3 separate regions of the Homo sapiens genome follow, and all the other regions are linked to region 1. A link is a loop called in an ENCODE intact Hi-C map of the cell type or tissue named here. Cell type or tissue: heart right ventricle. All regions are shown on one strand. Region 1 overlaps CPEB2-DT (CPEB2 divergent transcript). Region 2 overlaps LINC00504 (long intergenic non-protein coding RNA 504). Region 3 overlaps LINC00504 (long intergenic non-protein coding RNA 504).

Region 1 (2,500 bases):
CTTCCCCCAAGCAGGCTGTCAGGGAGGCAGTCACACCCCATCTCTCACTCCGTTCAGGCAGGAATCGAAGCACAATTTGGCCTCTTTGTCATTTTCAAAAATCAAACCTGCCTAGGGACCAAGTTCCAGCAGCAGCTGTTTTTGCTTTATGCTTTATTTAAAGACATTTAATTTTGAATCCTGTATGTTTTCAATGATATTTTTAATTTTTGGTAGAGCAGACTGTGTACATGTATAAAATATCCTTGATTTATATAGAGGAGTTCTTTCATTAGCTGACTTTTTTTTTTTAGGATAAAGGCAGATTAATGATCCTAATTAATAACTAAGTGATTATAGCTTTTTATTGTTTTAATTATTTCTTAAAAATAATAGTAATTAAATATCAAATATATTAAATTATTACTTTATGGACAGCTTTGTGTCAGATAGTTTACATACATTTTCTCATCAGGCTTTATCAGAATCTTACAAAGTGGACGGAGAAACTAATGTCCATTTTATGAATAGAGTCTCAGGAAGGGTAAGTGGCTTGTTCAAGTTCTCGTGTCCAATGAGTAGGGAAGCTGAGATTTTTAACCCAGGTATGTCTGATGCCACATAACATACATAATGTGATATTACATGTATACTGTACATGTATATTTATGTGTGTGTGCATACCTATATATTATATTATTTATATGTGATACCCAAACTTCCAAATCACATTTTCTCCTCATCTCTTTCATTTTCTTTTTTCTCTCACTTTTTCTATCTCTTGGCCTCTTCGCTCCTTCTGATGGTTGACTAACCGTGCTGTCATTCATGGGCTGTGATCTGAGAGGACAAAGTGTTAAAGCATTTCCCATCTTATGTGGACTTCCCAGCTCACCTATGCCCAAAGTGGATTGAGCCCCTGATCCTGAGGCCAGAGGACCTGGGATCATATGTCATTTCTTTTTTGTTCTAGCCTCATATATTTGGGCAAGTCTTGCAGCTTCTCTGAGCCTCAGCTTCCTTATCTCATGTGTTGGCTGAGGCTCACAAGAGCTGGTGTCCTGTGTGCCTGCCAAAGTTATCATGAGGATTCAATGTGAGGATAGATGTGAAAGCAGTTTATGAGCTGTAAAGTGCAATGGTCACTCTATTGTGTTCTCTGGGCTGCACGTCCTCTGTGATGAGAGTTTATCTGGGAGGCAGGAAAGTGAGGAAAAAAGGAATCCCTGCAAAGCCAGCCCCACAGATGAGTAGGAATTAGAAAGGTCATGTGGGATCCAGCAAAGCATCCAGGAGGCAGGATTAGTCATCATCCCGAGGCAGAGGCACTTGTTTGTTTCTACTCCAGGAATTTGTCATCGTCACAATTCCACCACTCCCTGCCTCTGCTTATTCTGAACCTGCCATTACTGACCAGCTTATTTCTATTCCTATCTCTCAGCCTTGTGGCTTTTGCTGCCTCATGCCGTTGTCTGTGTCCTGTCTTTTGCACCCAGCCTCCTCTCTGAGTTAGTTCTGCCTTTGTTTGTGTTAAGGACCGCTGGCTCATTCTGTAGGTCTCACACTTCTACTGCCTGGGGAGAAGGTTCAGTTTGCTATCATCAGTGTTGTGCTGGTAATGTTTAATAACTGGTTCTCTGTGGGAGGTTGGGTGGGGGTAGGGGAAACCCTGACACCTGTGTGTTGCCAATTTCCTTGGCACAAATACTCCTACGAGAGATGGTTTCAAGCTGTCAACATAACGTCACCTGGCTCCTCAAATCCTGAAAATGGAACAGTTGGGGCCCATAAGCTAGCATAAGCCAGCTCCAGCATATCACTGTCACCCCTGTCTGCTGCCTCATAGCTGCTGGTCAGTCTAGGGATTGGCTGGTCTTGAACTGGGGTCGTATCCTGGTCCATTTAGCTGTGGTCAAGGTATCAGGATTACACATTTAACTTCTCTCTGAAAGTCCTGTGGACAGAGGAACTTTCCAGTTTATTTGTTTGACTCTCATTTTACAGACGTCTCTGTGACTTCAATAAAATAAGGGGAGAGATAGAAAAGGAGGGTAAGTAAATATAAATTAGAAAATGATTAATGCCACAATAAAGGTGTAAAAGATGTAAAATGAGGGTTCAGAGACAGGAAATGTCACTTGGTGGCAAACAAGGAAGACTTTATGGAGCGGATAACATTTTAACAGAGACTTCAAGAATGATAGGGTTTGGAGAGGTAGAAATAGAGGAGAAGGTGTTCAAGATACAAAGAAAAAGGTTTGAACAGAAGTGTGCAGTGAGGAGGCATGGAATAGGTATGGAGTTTGTGAAGAGGAAAGAGTGATCCTATTAGGAAGAAAAGTTGGACCAGGCATAGTGGCCCATGCCTGTAATCCTAGCATTTTGGGAGGTCACGGTGGGCAGATAGCTTGAGTTCAGGAGTTCAAGACCACCCTAGGCAACATGGTGAAACACCATCTCTACAAAAAATATTATTAAAAATATCTATATTATAAATTATATTGTATTAGGTTGGTACAAA
Region 2 (2,500 bases), 75 kb after region 1:
AATTATTTTACTAGTGTTTTGGCCTCCCATAAACACTTTCATGACATACCCAAACTCTACTCCTTAAAATGAGATGCTAACCTACTCTGAAAATCATTTGAGAGGACTAACCAAGCTAGAGTTCCTGGCCCTCAATAATAGCTAGACAATTTTAGGATTTTTGACATGTATCAGACATCCCTCAAAACTAGTCAATGGATTTACCCTTTAGATGTGACTAAGGTAGAACATCTTTCTTGGCCTACCTTCTTTCATTTGTGAGATAAAAGACTGAGAAATAGAGCTATGAAAGCAAGAAGCCTGGAGCGAGTCACACAGACACTAGTAACATACTGGAAATCCTACAGCTACCTCTTCATTTGCTCTTTTACAACTACCAAGTGACAGATTAAACTCTGAGCATACAAGAGAGAAATGACAGTGTAGCTTATTATATGGCCCAGATAAGTTTTTTAAAAATGCCAGTAACTGGCATTGCTTTGAGGACTCACTTTAATAAAATAAAACTGGTGTTTTATTAAGCTTACAGGAAGCCAAGTACTTCCCTACATTGTACCAAGTCTTCTCTCACTGTGGCCAGTAAGAAGACCTCTTGATATGTGTGGATGCTGTGATTTGAACATGATGGAAACTTAGTTGCTACTGTAATAGTAGTAAGAGGTGTGGTCTTTAAGAAGTGATTAGGCCATGATGCCGGGGCCATGCTTTTGGGCTTCTCAGCCTCCAGAACTATAACCAAATAAACTTCTGTTCTTTATAAATTACCCAGTCTGTGGTATCGTGTTATAACAACAGAAAACAGACTAAGACAAAATTGGTACCAGGAGTGGGTTGTTGCTATAACAAAAATCTAAAACTGGATAATGGGCAGAGGCTAGAAAAAGCCTGTATTGCCATGAATGGAAAATTAAGGGTGATTCTGTTGAGGGTTCTGAAGAAGAGAAGAGCTTTAGGGAAAGTTTGAGTCTTCTTAGAGATTACTTAAGTGGTCATGACCAGAATGTTGGTAGAAATAGGGGCAGTAAAGGCCATTTTGTTGAGGTCTCATATGGGAAATGAGGTATTGGAAACTGGGATAAAAGCCATCCTTTTTACAAAGTAGGAAAGACCTTGGCAGAACTGTGTCTGTGACCTAGGACTTTATAGAATGTGGAACTTAAGAGTGATCAACTAGGATATCTGGTGGAAGAAATATCTAAGCAGCAAAGCATTCAGGCTGCTGCATGGCTATTTTTAACCACACAGTGAGATATGATAGTAAGTAAATTACTTAAAGGCAAAATTTATATTTAAAAGAGAAACATAATGGAAAGATTTGGAAAATTTGTAACCTGGCCATGTAAAGAGTGAAAAAAAATGTTCAGGAGAGAATACTAAGGATGTGGCCAAGTGAACATTTGCTAAAGAGATTTCTGTCGTTGGAAGAAAGCCAGGTGCTACTCATCAAGACAATGGGAGGAGGACCCAGAATTCATTACAAAAATTTTTGAGGCTGCCTTCTTATCACAGTCCTAGAGCTCTAGGAGGGTAGAATGGTTTCAGGGGATGAGTTTGGGATGCCCTCCACAGATTCATTCCTAGGACTGCCTCAGAACTCTGCACTCTGCATTTCGGCACAGCGCTTCTCAGCTGCCCAAGCCAGGGCTCAAGTGGCCCCTGGTGTGACTCAGGCTGCCACTCCCAGGGGAGTAGCATTCACACTCCCTCTTATATCATGTGGTATTTACTTGTCAGAGGGGTGGAGGCACTGCAGAGAGCCACTACTAGGGCATTGCCAGGGGAAACGTGGGTTTGGAGCGGCTGCAGATAGTCTCTAGTAGGGAAACATGTAGTGGAGTGGTGGAATTGGGGTCATTCCTGAGACCGCAGATCTGTAGAGCTACCAATGTGAAGTGCTAGTCTGGGAGAGCTTCAGGCATGAGACTCCAACCAGTAAGAGCAGCATAGGCAAACTGCGTAGGTCCCAACCCATGCTCAGGTGTGTTCAGGATTCAGGAGTCAAAGGAGATTATTCTTCAAATTTAAGACTTAATTTTGTTTTCCCTGTTGGGTTTTGGAGTTACTTGGAATGACCTACCCTTCTTTTCTTGCCAGTTTCTCCCTTTTGAAATGGGAATGTCTATCCTATCCCTATTCTACCATTATATTTTGGAGGTAGATATCTTGCTTCATTTCACAGGCTCACAGCTGGAGGGAATTTGTGTCACAATGAATTATGCCTTGAGCTTCACCCGTATTTAATTTAGATGAGACTCTGAGCTTTGAACTTTTGAGTTGGTGCTTGACTGAGTTTAGACTTTGGGGGCTATTGGAATGAAATGAATATATTTTGCATGTGAGAGGAAGGGCGTGAATTTTAGGGAACAAGGGCAGAATGCTGTAATTTGAAAGCGTCCACAAATGTTCATGTCTTGGAAACTTAGTTGTCATTGTAACAGTACTAAGAGGTAGGGTCTTTGAAAGGTGATTAGGCCATTAGGGCTCTGAAGAGATGATTGTC
Region 3 (2,500 bases), 82 kb after region 1:
TGTATGTCTTTTTATATCTACCATGACAGTGTACACATAGTGTACACAAATGTCACTCATCCAATTCATTGGAATCTGTATTCTATTTCACAGAGAATGAACTTCAGCCCAGCATGGTAGGAAATTATCCTACTTCCAGGCAGGCAGCCTAATGTCATAGAGGGGACATTGGACCAAATATTTCTGTGCTTTACTTTCCTTATTTATAGCTTTAGTGTGACAAATTGGAGAGGCCCTGAGTTATTGTCTACTTTTAAATTCTATGTAATTCTGAATTAATGGCACTAAATTTGGTGAAGTTTTATGATAAAAATAGGTAAAATGGAGAAAAGAGTCATAACCTTGTGAAAATAAGTGAAGACTAACCACATGACAACAAAGGAAGGCTATTTATTCAGAGCTTGCTACAGGAAGGGAGTTAGCTACCATCACATGCCAGACTCCAAGGCAGGCAGGGGAGTGGGAAGGATTTGTAGTGGAAAGAAGGGAAGGGCTCAGGTGTGCCCTGGGTGGAGGCTGTTGGCCTGGGAAATCTGAACATGGGCTAACTCAAAGCAGGGCATCCCATGCGATCAATTAGGGATGAATATTTAATTTTCGCTGGTTGGTCCTAAGCTGAAAGTGGGGACAACAATTAGGAAGCCTGGCAGTTATTAATAAAATCTTGGCCATCATGGATTTACTGTGACAGGGGTTATTGTTTGGCTTCCTGGACAAATGACTAGAGATTACCAGTTACTGCTAACCTGACTTCTGTACATCTGATTATAGACAGCTGGCTGGCTTCCTGGGTTTGTTACTGTGGATGATGGATTGGTTTTCTGGACAGGTTGCCAGTTGTGGGTCAGAGTTCTACGTTTATGTAGAGCTGGGCCATTGTCTGTTTGGATAGTCAGCCTCCTCTTATACTCACTAGCTCTTGGTTAAAGTTCCCCATATAACTCAATTCAAAAGTTCCCCAAGTCAAGGAAATGTGTCTTGTGTTTGTGCTTCTGGTAAATATGACAATAGAGGAAACCATGGATCTTCCTGGAATTCTTTTCCTGTAGTTCATCATTGTCACAAATCATGTGCTGAATGTAATAGTTAGACTTTTATGATTCTGGGAAGGCATCTTCTTAAACTTCAAAAGAGTTGTGAGTTCCAGAAGAACCTAATGGGACTCCTGTGCACTCTCATGGCTCCTGAGGGGAACTGGAGGCTCCCCCATGGAGTGTTTAATTCCCTGTACTGATTACTCTCAGGATGTCAATGAAGACTGGACTAGATTTGACATAGCATGTCTCAGCAATTTCAGAACAACTCTCAGGATTTCTGTTTTATTTTATTTTTTAATAAAAAGGGAAAGAAGTTCTTGCCTAGGAGTCCATATGCCCTGACCTGTGGCCTGACCTAAGAAGGATTTAAAAAAAAATGATTATTTAAAAAACCACACAAAGAAGAACACATGGCAGAGACTGTAAGACACCCACAGAGCCTTATCTATCTACTCACTTGAGAGCAAACTTTTGTCAACCCCTATCCCGGTCAATTAATAGAGAGCCTTTGCCAGATTTTAGAAGTAGGGTCCCCTTCACTATTAGTGCAGTGAGTTTGGGGGTGGTGCCTGGCAATGAGTTTGGGGATAGTGTCTGGCATCTCCATACAGTAACTGTAGAGGATAAACCAGTCTAACTTGTCAGGCTGGCCAAATGGGGAGCAGCTGAAGGTGGTCTCAGAGGCTCTGACATCAGCTGGCTCTCAGGAACTGTGGACCTGAGTGTTTTGCTTTGTTTTCTAAACCACTATGGCTCCTCCTATGTGACTGCTCCCGGGGCTAGTCCTGCTGCCTTTTCCAGTTCAGCCTGCCTGATGGCTGGAGAAGAGTCAGTATCTTCAAGGCTTCAAAGCATCCTCATCCCAGAGCTCAGTCTGTCTGAGTAAAACTTAAAGCATACTTTTCCTTACCTTTTCCATTCCTGCTGGTTCAGTTCCCAATCCTTGGTTCAAAAGCCAGGTTGAATTACCTTTCTGGGAAAAGCTGTCAGACATGTGGGGATGATAAATAATAGCAACTCAAAGTATTAATACTTATAGCACATCATTAGGTGAGCAAGTCAAATATGAACGTGGGCCTACAGCATAGTCTTTTGTTTCCTTTTTTTTTTTTTTTTTTTGAGATGAAGTCTCACTCTGTCAGTGGCACGATCTTGGCTCACTGCAACCTCCGCCTCCCAGGTTCAAGTGATTCTCCTGCCTCAGCCTCCCAAGTAGCTGGGACTACAGGCACCCCCCACCACGCCCGGCTAATTTTTGTATTTTTAGTAGAGACCGTGTTTCACCATATTGTCCAGGCTGGTCTCGAACTCCTGACCTTGTGATCCACCTGCCTTGGCCTCCCAAAGTGCTGGGATTACAGGCGTGAGCCACCACGCCCGGCCTAAAACATAGTCTTAACTACTTAAAGCAAGTGAATAGAAAAATAGCGAAATTTGCATTGAAACAAAATGTCAGAAAGGAA

What was found. Hi-C counts contacts between places; a loop is a spot of excess contacts. Peaks named below come from ENCODE experiments on the same cell type or tissue, not always from the same donor. Only the 100,000 strongest peaks of a DNase experiment are listed, where the experiment ranks them.
Region 2: it touches region 1 in a loop (2.9-fold over the local background); 25 of 110 quality-filtered maps call a loop at or near these places.
Region 3: it touches region 1 in a loop (2.4-fold over the local background); 24 of 110 quality-filtered maps call a loop at or near these places.

The regions. Positions count from the first base shown.
Region 1 is chr4:14,916,004-14,918,503 of GRCh38, reverse strand. All of the region lies in intron 7 of CPEB2-DT (CPEB2 divergent transcript), which reads left to right. Among named protein-coding and RNA genes, the nearest start is that of LINC00504, 29 kb to the right of the region's middle. In heart right ventricle, no CTCF peak of the experiment used is centred here; DNase peaks (open chromatin) are centred at 1,249 and 1,463; H3K27ac peaks cover 2,500 bases.
Region 2 is chr4:14,841,232-14,843,731 of GRCh38, reverse strand. All of the region lies in intron 2 of LINC00504 (long intergenic non-protein coding RNA 504), which reads left to right. Among named protein-coding and RNA genes, the nearest start is that of LINC00504, 46 kb to the left of the region's middle. In heart right ventricle, no CTCF peak of the experiment used is centred here; no DNase peak of the experiment used is centred here; H3K4me3 peaks cover 464 bases; H3K27ac peaks cover 2,309 bases.
Region 3 is chr4:14,833,856-14,836,355 of GRCh38, reverse strand. The region is part of intron 2 of LINC00504 (long intergenic non-protein coding RNA 504); the gene reads left to right. Among named protein-coding and RNA genes, the nearest start is that of LINC00504, 53 kb to the left of the region's middle. In heart right ventricle, no CTCF peak of the experiment used is centred here; no DNase peak of the experiment used is centred here; H3K27ac peaks cover 1,240 bases.